Linked DNA regions of Homo sapiens: all the other regions are linked to region 1. Evidence: chromatin loops called from intact Hi-C (ENCODE). Cell type or tissue: Calu3. All regions are shown on one strand. Region 1 overlaps LRP2 (LDL receptor related protein 2). Region 2 overlaps ABCB11 (ATP binding cassette subfamily B member 11). Region 3 has its middle 40 kb from the start of DHRS9.

Region 1 (2,500 bases):
ATGGCTTATGGCTTTATAAGTTGCAGGGAAAGTGCATAAAATGGCTGCAGAGAAATATCAAAGGACCAGAATTAAAATATTGCTTTGTTGGTGGACATGATAGCTTTAATGACCTTTGTACTGACATTTGCATGAAGTGACCTGCTCTATTTTGTTAACTTTTCTTGTGTCCCATAACACAAGAGGTAAACGCTCATTAAATATAACCTCCAGCATTTGTTCTTTGATTTCTCCTCTCCAACTCTTCCCCTAGTCCCACATGATGCACATTATTTTCATTCACTCCTGAGTTCATTTGTGCTTTGTTTCTCAAGATCACTTTCCCTTTTAATTTTCTAACCTTCCCCCAATAAATACATGTTTTATTAGGTATTTGATGTTGCCTACTGGGAATTAATTGGATTTTACTCTGCTCTTATATATTTCAAATTTCAAGGAGAAATTCTTTGTATTGTATTTTTACCTGGTATACAAAGATACTTAAACAGCAATATTTGAATGTAGAATATGGCTTTCTTTTTTTTTTTTTTTTTTTGAGATGGAGTCTCACTCTGTCACCCAGGCTGAAGTGCAGTGATGCAATCTCGGTTCACTGCAAACTCCACCTCCCAAGTTCAAGTGATTCTCCTGCTTCAACCTCCCCAGTAGCTAGGATTACAAGCATACACCACCATGCCTGGCAATTTTTGTATTTTTAGTAGAGATAAAATTTCACCGTGTTTCCCAGGCTGGTCCCAAACTCCTAACCTCAAGTTATTCGCCTGCCTCAGCCTCCCAAAGTATTGGGATTACAGATGTGAGCCACTACACCTGGCTGAATATGGCATATTTTTTTTCATCTTTTTACTCTGATTAGAGCTAACTACAACTTAATGTAAAAAAAATTATTTTAGATCCTCTCCTTTTGGTATTTTCAAAAATTGGGTAAAACATGTTCTTCAAATTTTGACCCAAAATATTATTCTTTGTGGATTCAGCAAATAGGCTGGTTAACTTAATTTTTCCCAATGACTTGATTTTATTGTTTTCTCAATGAAAGCAATATTATAGTTTTGTTTCCTCTTGTATTTCCATTTTGTAAGGATAATATCACAGTTTGCCATTGGATTATATATCCTTGGGACAATCTCTGCTTGGTTAAATGAAGTATTGTGTATTAATATGGTGACTTCCTATCACTGAAACTGGCTTCCATAAGGAGAATATGAATAAATTTTATGAAAAAATTAGCTAACCCAATAAGTCACATAAAATAATTGTGAAATTGCTTAAATTTTTTCTCTTTGGGATGTTTTAGCATTATATTATATAGTCTAACTTTTGCTGAAGTAAAAAAAAGTAAAGCATAAAAGATAAAAATCAATGGAATTTCAAAAAGATTTGAGTGGTTTGCTGGCTGTGAAGAAACATCAAAGAAATATTAAAGCTCACAAGTACAGCTGAAATCATAAAGTCATTGCCTCTCGCTTTGCCAGCAGGTGGCATTCAGGGTTTTGGAATTTGCTAACTGAGAGAGAAACTATTCTCTAATCTTAATGTACCATGTCATTATAGAATGTTTCAAAGTGTGCACTAACCTGCCACCTTAGGTTTCTTTGTTTACTCCCCTTTAGTGTGTTTCCCAGCTTTAATATCTTCAAGTCTTTTCTTAGAGCTCTATTGTCCTTTTTAGTTTTCAGGGGATGCTAAGATTTTTCTTTGAGGTCTTTGTATTACGCCAAAATAAAGAAAATAAGAGTTTTCCCATATCAACCGTCCTCTGCCTCACTCTGTTCATGAGTCTAACTGAATCATTGTTTATGGAGACATAGTCACGGGGGGCGTTGTTGATTTCCTCTCTTCGCTTAGTGCCTAATTTTACTTCTGTTTTCTTCCCAGTTAAGTGGCTTTGGGCCTCCATTACAAGTATGATCAGTTGATAGTTCCATCAAGCAGATGCATAAGAGTGGTAGTGGCATTGCTTCTTGCTTTCCTTACAGTGACATCAGGAACAGATGTGGGCGTTTGCTGGGGCTTGAACCCTACCACTCACTGTCCTGCTCCCTAATTGCTAGGAAATGCTCAATGGTGCAGTGGGAAATAGTTGGCAAAGGCATCTTTTCCCAGACTTCCAAAGTCTTGGTATACTCTTTCACTTATGGTATTCAAAATGCTATTTCACATCTTAGCCTTTTAGATGTGGGGCAACCTAAAAGGAATGAAGAACAAAAGGGGAAACAGTAAATTCCAAAAAAGTCTAGGACAAGCTAAAGGATTGACTGGGACTGGAATGTAAGTCTCAAGGGTCTTTTCCAAGAGACAACATGAAAATCCTTCTATCATATGTAGATGGAAATATGTATACATCTAAAATGTATCTTTTCTATCTATTCCGTATTTGTGACAAGAAATTATTTAGCTTTTCAGGCATTTAATTGAACTAACTACAGCTTTAATTATAATAAAGCAAAACTAACAAATTGTATGATATATATGTGTCTTTTATAACAGGAAGACTGTA
Region 2 (2,500 bases), 330 kb after region 1:
AGAACTTTGAGTTTGATGTTTGAGGGCAGGAAGAATACAGCAGGAGAGAAAGATGTAGGCTGGGAGGCTAGGCCAGTCTTGCTCGTTTACATTTTTTTCTTCTTGCTTTATATTCACTGAGAGCTGATTAAATTGTGCCCACCAGATTAAGGGTGGGTCTGCCTTCCCCATACTGCTGATTCAAATGTTAATCTCCTTTGTCGACACCCTCACAGACTCACCCAGGGGATCAATACTTTGTATTCTTCAATCAAGTTGTCACTCAGTATTAGCCATCATATGGGCATATACAAAGGGAAAGAAGTCATTATGTCAAAAAGATACCTGCACTCATATGTTTATTGTCACACTATTCACAATAGCAAAGACACAGAATCAATCTAAATTTTTATCAACAGAGGATTGGATAAAGAAAATACGATATACCATGGAATACTACTCAGCCATAAAAAGGATGAAATCATGTCTTTTGCAGCAACATGGACAGAACTGGAGGACATTACCCTAAGTGAAAAAATTCAGAAACAAAAAATCAGATGCCACATGTTCTCACTTAAAAGTGAGAGCTAAACAATGGGTAAACATAGACATACAGGGTGGAATAATAGACACTAAAGACTCCAAAAGTTGGGAGGATGGGAGGGAGATGAAGGTTGAAAAATTGCCTATTGGGTACAATGTTCACTATTCAGGTGATGGGTGCACTAAAAGCCCAGACTTCAATATGCATGTAAGAAATCTGTGCTTGTACCCCCTAAATATACAAAAATTTTAAAAAGTTAATTTTAAAAAAGCAGTTTAAAAAAATGTGATCATGTTTTCTTGGCTGAAATTCACACACACATATATACACATAAATCCTTTGAGGTCCACAAGGAAGGAAACCTAGAACTGTCAACTTGTACAAGGTGATGGGGCCAGGACTAGGGCCCAGGTTTACCGAATCCTAGTCTATAGAATTTGCCAACATATCACATTGTCAGAGCTTATTAAATGATAAAAGCTTACATTTTAGTTCCCTACTCCATTTCTTTCTCTCACATCACCTCTCCTGACCGTAAAAATGACCCCACAAGCATGAGTTGTACAGAAAAACCTGGATAATCCACAAACAAAATCAAGTCCATCGTGTAAGGAGGGCCCCAGCCACCACTGTAGTTTTCGCATTGCCCCCTTGTGGTAAGTGAAGAAATCACATTAATTTCAGAAAGGTAGAGAATCGGAAACACTCAACTTTGATTAACTGAATTTCTAGTTATATGGTGCCATAAACTTTTATGCTGAAAATCTTTGAAATAATTTATATTTCTTGATTTCCTAGTAGGTACAATATCCAAATATAAAATGAATCATCTTTTATTCCCTCGACAGATCTGTATTGATTGTCTTCCCCAGACATGGTGCTGTGGACTGGGGAATGCATATCGGTTATGATGCTTTCCCTAGTGGAGTTTTCAGTCTGTGAGGAAGATAACATCAACAAAAAAAAACCCACTCATCATTCAACAGATATTTACCACCTATAGTTTTCCAGGCATTGTAACTAATGTTGGGCATAGAGTGGAGGACAAGAAAATCATTGTGTGTTTGTGTGTTGCTTGCACAAAGCTGACATTCTAGTAGGGAGAAGCTGGGGAAGTGCATTTCACTGGGCAATGATGTTAGTGTAGAAGGTGTAGGGAATAGGGTTGGATCAGAAAGAATCCAAGCCTGTGTCCTGGATGTTTGCTTTTTAAAAGAAATCCAAAATGTCAGCTTCTTTGCTGATTATTTCTTTACCTCTTATAAAAGCAGAGTAAAGAATATCCTCACCCATCTCCACCTAAACTGTGCATATGAGCTGCTGTGGAGAGTTCTGACTTTCCTGTCAGGAGATCTTTCTTCTGAAACTGGCTCTTCTAGTTACTTACCACATCCTGTGTGCCCTGGGATCATGTCATACCTCTTCTCCCGGTCTCCATTTCCTACAAAATGCAGGATTTAAAAGATGATCTCTAAGATATCTTCCAGCTCTAGTGGTCCATGAAATGGCTAAGTTAAAAAAAAAAAGAGATTCAACTATAATTGCTGTCCTTCTTGAGCACCTGCTTGGTCATTGGTGGTGACAATATTCTCTGTGTTTCTTCTGGTGACAACCAGAAACCTTAAGATGGACTTAGAGACTTAAGGGCTGCAGGACCAGAGTAGGCAGCATCTAGGTGATGAAATCCAAAGTCTACTCGTCGTTCTTGTTCTCACAGGGTTATATTTGCTAAGAGAATGATGCCGAACAAACCACTATTTTTCCTCTCTGGTAGAGTAGGTTGTCTCTTTGCATAATTATCATGTGTTCATTAGTAAACTCATGATGCTTTCTTCTCACAGGGTATAATTGTGAGTCTATTTATAGTTGCTCTATTTTCCTTCTGACATACCTAAAGGGCACAATATGCACATTTGTTGTATTGAGACCACACTGTGGGAATGGACCCAGCAAATGATTGGGCCTTATTAGGAGCCC
Region 3 (2,500 bases), 170 kb after region 1:
CAAACTCGCGTCACATCTTATTATAGAGACGTGCTTGCCTCTGGGGCGTCTCCTTGCAGGCCCATCTCAGGCGAGCAGCCAAACAAAGGAAGAGGCACGGAAGGCAGAGCGGCAGGAAGGAGGCTGTAAGGAAACGATGTGCACAATCGCCGCCTGGCAAGCTCACAGCCATCCCCGCAGTAAGCTTCCCCGGGATTTCCTGAAGGCCTCGATGGGGGCTTTGTAGCAAACTTTAGCTTTTTATACATCTCGGTAGCAATGAAAATAGAGCAACTGAGGTTGATTGATGGAGCTGAGTGGTGCCTATTATTCATCCCAAAGCTTTTGTTAGAAAGGGGAGGTGAAAATATCCTTAGCCCTAAGCGGTCCCTGCTTCTAGTTGAGACCCCAGCCCTATCTCTCTCTGGTTTGAAAAGTGCTTGGCTCCAGCACAAGGAGGTCGGTGGGAGAAACCAAGCGAAGGTCGTACCACTTTTTTTTTCCCCTTTATTTTATGTTAGTCATGGTAAGTGGCTGGATTTTTAAAACGATCCAAAAGCATGAAGTGGGAGCCTGAAGTATTCTTATTTGCATATTAATGCCAAGCCTGTGTTGCCAGCACCCAGTTATTTCAAAGGCTGTTGCCAAGAGCACAGCTTTGAAAGGCCTCAGCGCAGAGGCGGGCACCTGGGGCCTCTGCCCTAGGCTTCACCAAATGACAGCACACGGCTCCTTCTTTCTGCTGCTCTCTGGGCTTCCTGGGTGCAACAAACAACAGCTTCTCCAAGTGGCCAACTTCACCCATGCCTGTTCCCTCTCCACAAAGGTGAACAAATGCAGCGAACTGAGGCGCGGGAGATGGGCAGCGCTTTGGATATGGGGGCTATTTTTCTTGTATACCTTGGAGTATTTTTGATCAATTGGCTTTTTATTACGTTTATCATTGATCGACTGTGTTCTGGTTACTCCGGGTTATCCTAGACCTTAGCAATGGCTGGGCTGCGAGGATGGCGGTTTTCCATCAGACAGTGGAGTGGGGACCTGTCCTTTTATATGTTCAGTATTGTCATAGCACTACTGAACTAGGAGTATGTTGGCTTTAGGTTGTCCAAAACAGCTTGCCTACTAGATAATCCCAGTAATTTAACCAGGTTTCTTTCAAACCATGGTAGATTTTGGTCCATTTAAGTGAAACTTCTTAGAGGACGGACTTGTTCCTTTCCAATATGACCAAACAGGGGCTGCGGGACGCTTACTGGGATCCCAGGTATTTTGTGGGCATAGGGCGCCCCCTAGTGTCCAATTGAGAGCACTGAGCTTGCGTGCTCTAATCCTGGCAAAAAATTGAGCCCAGGTGCGGGAATAAGGAGAGGAATCTCAACTGATTTTCACTCATTCCCTGGGCCAGGGTGTTGCGGGGAGGGATGGAAGTGGGGAGGGGGAGCCCGCTCAGGAAGCAGCTTGTCCAGTCCCCTGGAAGCTGCATCCAGACCACAACCACTGGGAGGGAGAGTGATCTGTGTCCAGGACTTCTTTACCCACCGAATATTCAGAGGAGACCAAGTTCACGCAGTGGAAAGAGGTTGGATTTGGGAGTTAAAGAGACTAGGGTTCAACTCCTAACTTAGCCATTAACCAGTAGCGTGACCCTGCACTAAGCACTTAACCTTATTGATGGCGATAATTTCAAAATGGTGGCAGGAATAAGTGTTATTTCAGGGTGATAAGGAGAATCCTGTGAGAGTAAAGACAGCATCTGTGAAGTGCCTGCCACTCTCAGCAAACGTTAGACCCCTCTGCCTGTTGGCTGTCTCTCATCCGAAATCTGAAACTGCTTCCATGGGCTGTGTTCATGAATATGCCATGTCTGTCTATAAAAATATAGAGAGGATTTTTTTTGGTGTGTTTTTGGATGTTTTAATGGATTTTTCAAAGTAAATCTTAAGGTTTACCCTAAAATAGCTCATGCAACCATTTCCAGCTTAGATGTGGCCATTTGCTCTTTGACAATTACGAGAAACTGTTAGGCTGTAGCCTTGGAGCCTGGGCTGCCAATCGGGCCGAGTGAGGTGACTCACTAATAGGGGTCTACCTTCCCTGGGATGGCTGGCACAGAACCTCCAGACCAGGACAAGCCATGTCTTGCTTCTAGCTTCACTAAAAGTCGTGGATCAGTTTTCGCAGTGACCCACTCCAGTGTAATGTCAAAATGTTTTCCTAACAAATCTCAAAACCTTTTAGCTTTCAATTTTCTTTTCCTTTCAACTTCTTTGGGGCCACTTTTCTATTGCAGAAGAGTTGGGATTAATTAGAAAATACTCTTCTGTCTTCTATTTTTACTATGGAAGGAGAAAAGAGGGATTCTTGGTAACATAGGTAGCACAGGTAAATGTGGGCTTACCCAAAAAAAGAAAATAGTTGACAGACAGCTGCTTTTGCTGCAGGCTTAAATGCTTACAAGAAAGGGAAGTGAATTAGAACATGTGAATAGGTCATTTTGAAAAGTCGCTTTGTGTGTGGG

The links. Peaks named below come from ENCODE experiments on the same cell type or tissue, not always from the same donor. Only the 100,000 strongest peaks of a DNase experiment are listed, where the experiment ranks them.
Region 2: a loop joins it to region 1, with 3 times the contacts of the local background. A loop is called at or near these places in 2 of 110 quality-filtered maps.
Region 3: it touches region 1 in a loop (2.8-fold over the local background); 22 of 110 quality-filtered maps call a loop at or near these places.

What each region holds. Positions count from the first base shown.
Region 1 is chr2:169,275,229-169,277,728 of GRCh38, reverse strand. It overlaps LRP2 (LDL receptor related protein 2), which reads left to right. Exons shown (of 79, transcript NM_004525.3): 14 at 2,491-2,500. Among named protein-coding and RNA genes, the nearest start is that of LRP2, 86 kb to the left of the region's middle. In Calu3, no CTCF peak of the experiment used is centred here; a DNase peak (open chromatin) is centred at 1,468.
Region 2 is chr2:168,947,491-168,949,990 of GRCh38, reverse strand. All of the region lies in intron 19 of ABCB11 (ATP binding cassette subfamily B member 11), which reads left to right. Among named protein-coding and RNA genes, the nearest start is that of G6PC2, 47 kb to the right of the region's middle. In Calu3, CTCF peaks have their summits at 950 and 1,161 (motif pointing left); a DNase peak (open chromatin) is centred at 1,150.
Region 3 is chr2:169,108,722-169,111,221 of GRCh38, reverse strand. No RefSeq gene overlaps it. Among named protein-coding and RNA genes, the nearest start is that of DHRS9, 40 kb to the right of the region's middle. RefSeq lists enhancers at 197-697, 698-1,198. In Calu3, CTCF peaks have their summits at 1,087 and 1,296 (motif pointing left); a DNase peak (open chromatin) is centred at 1,271.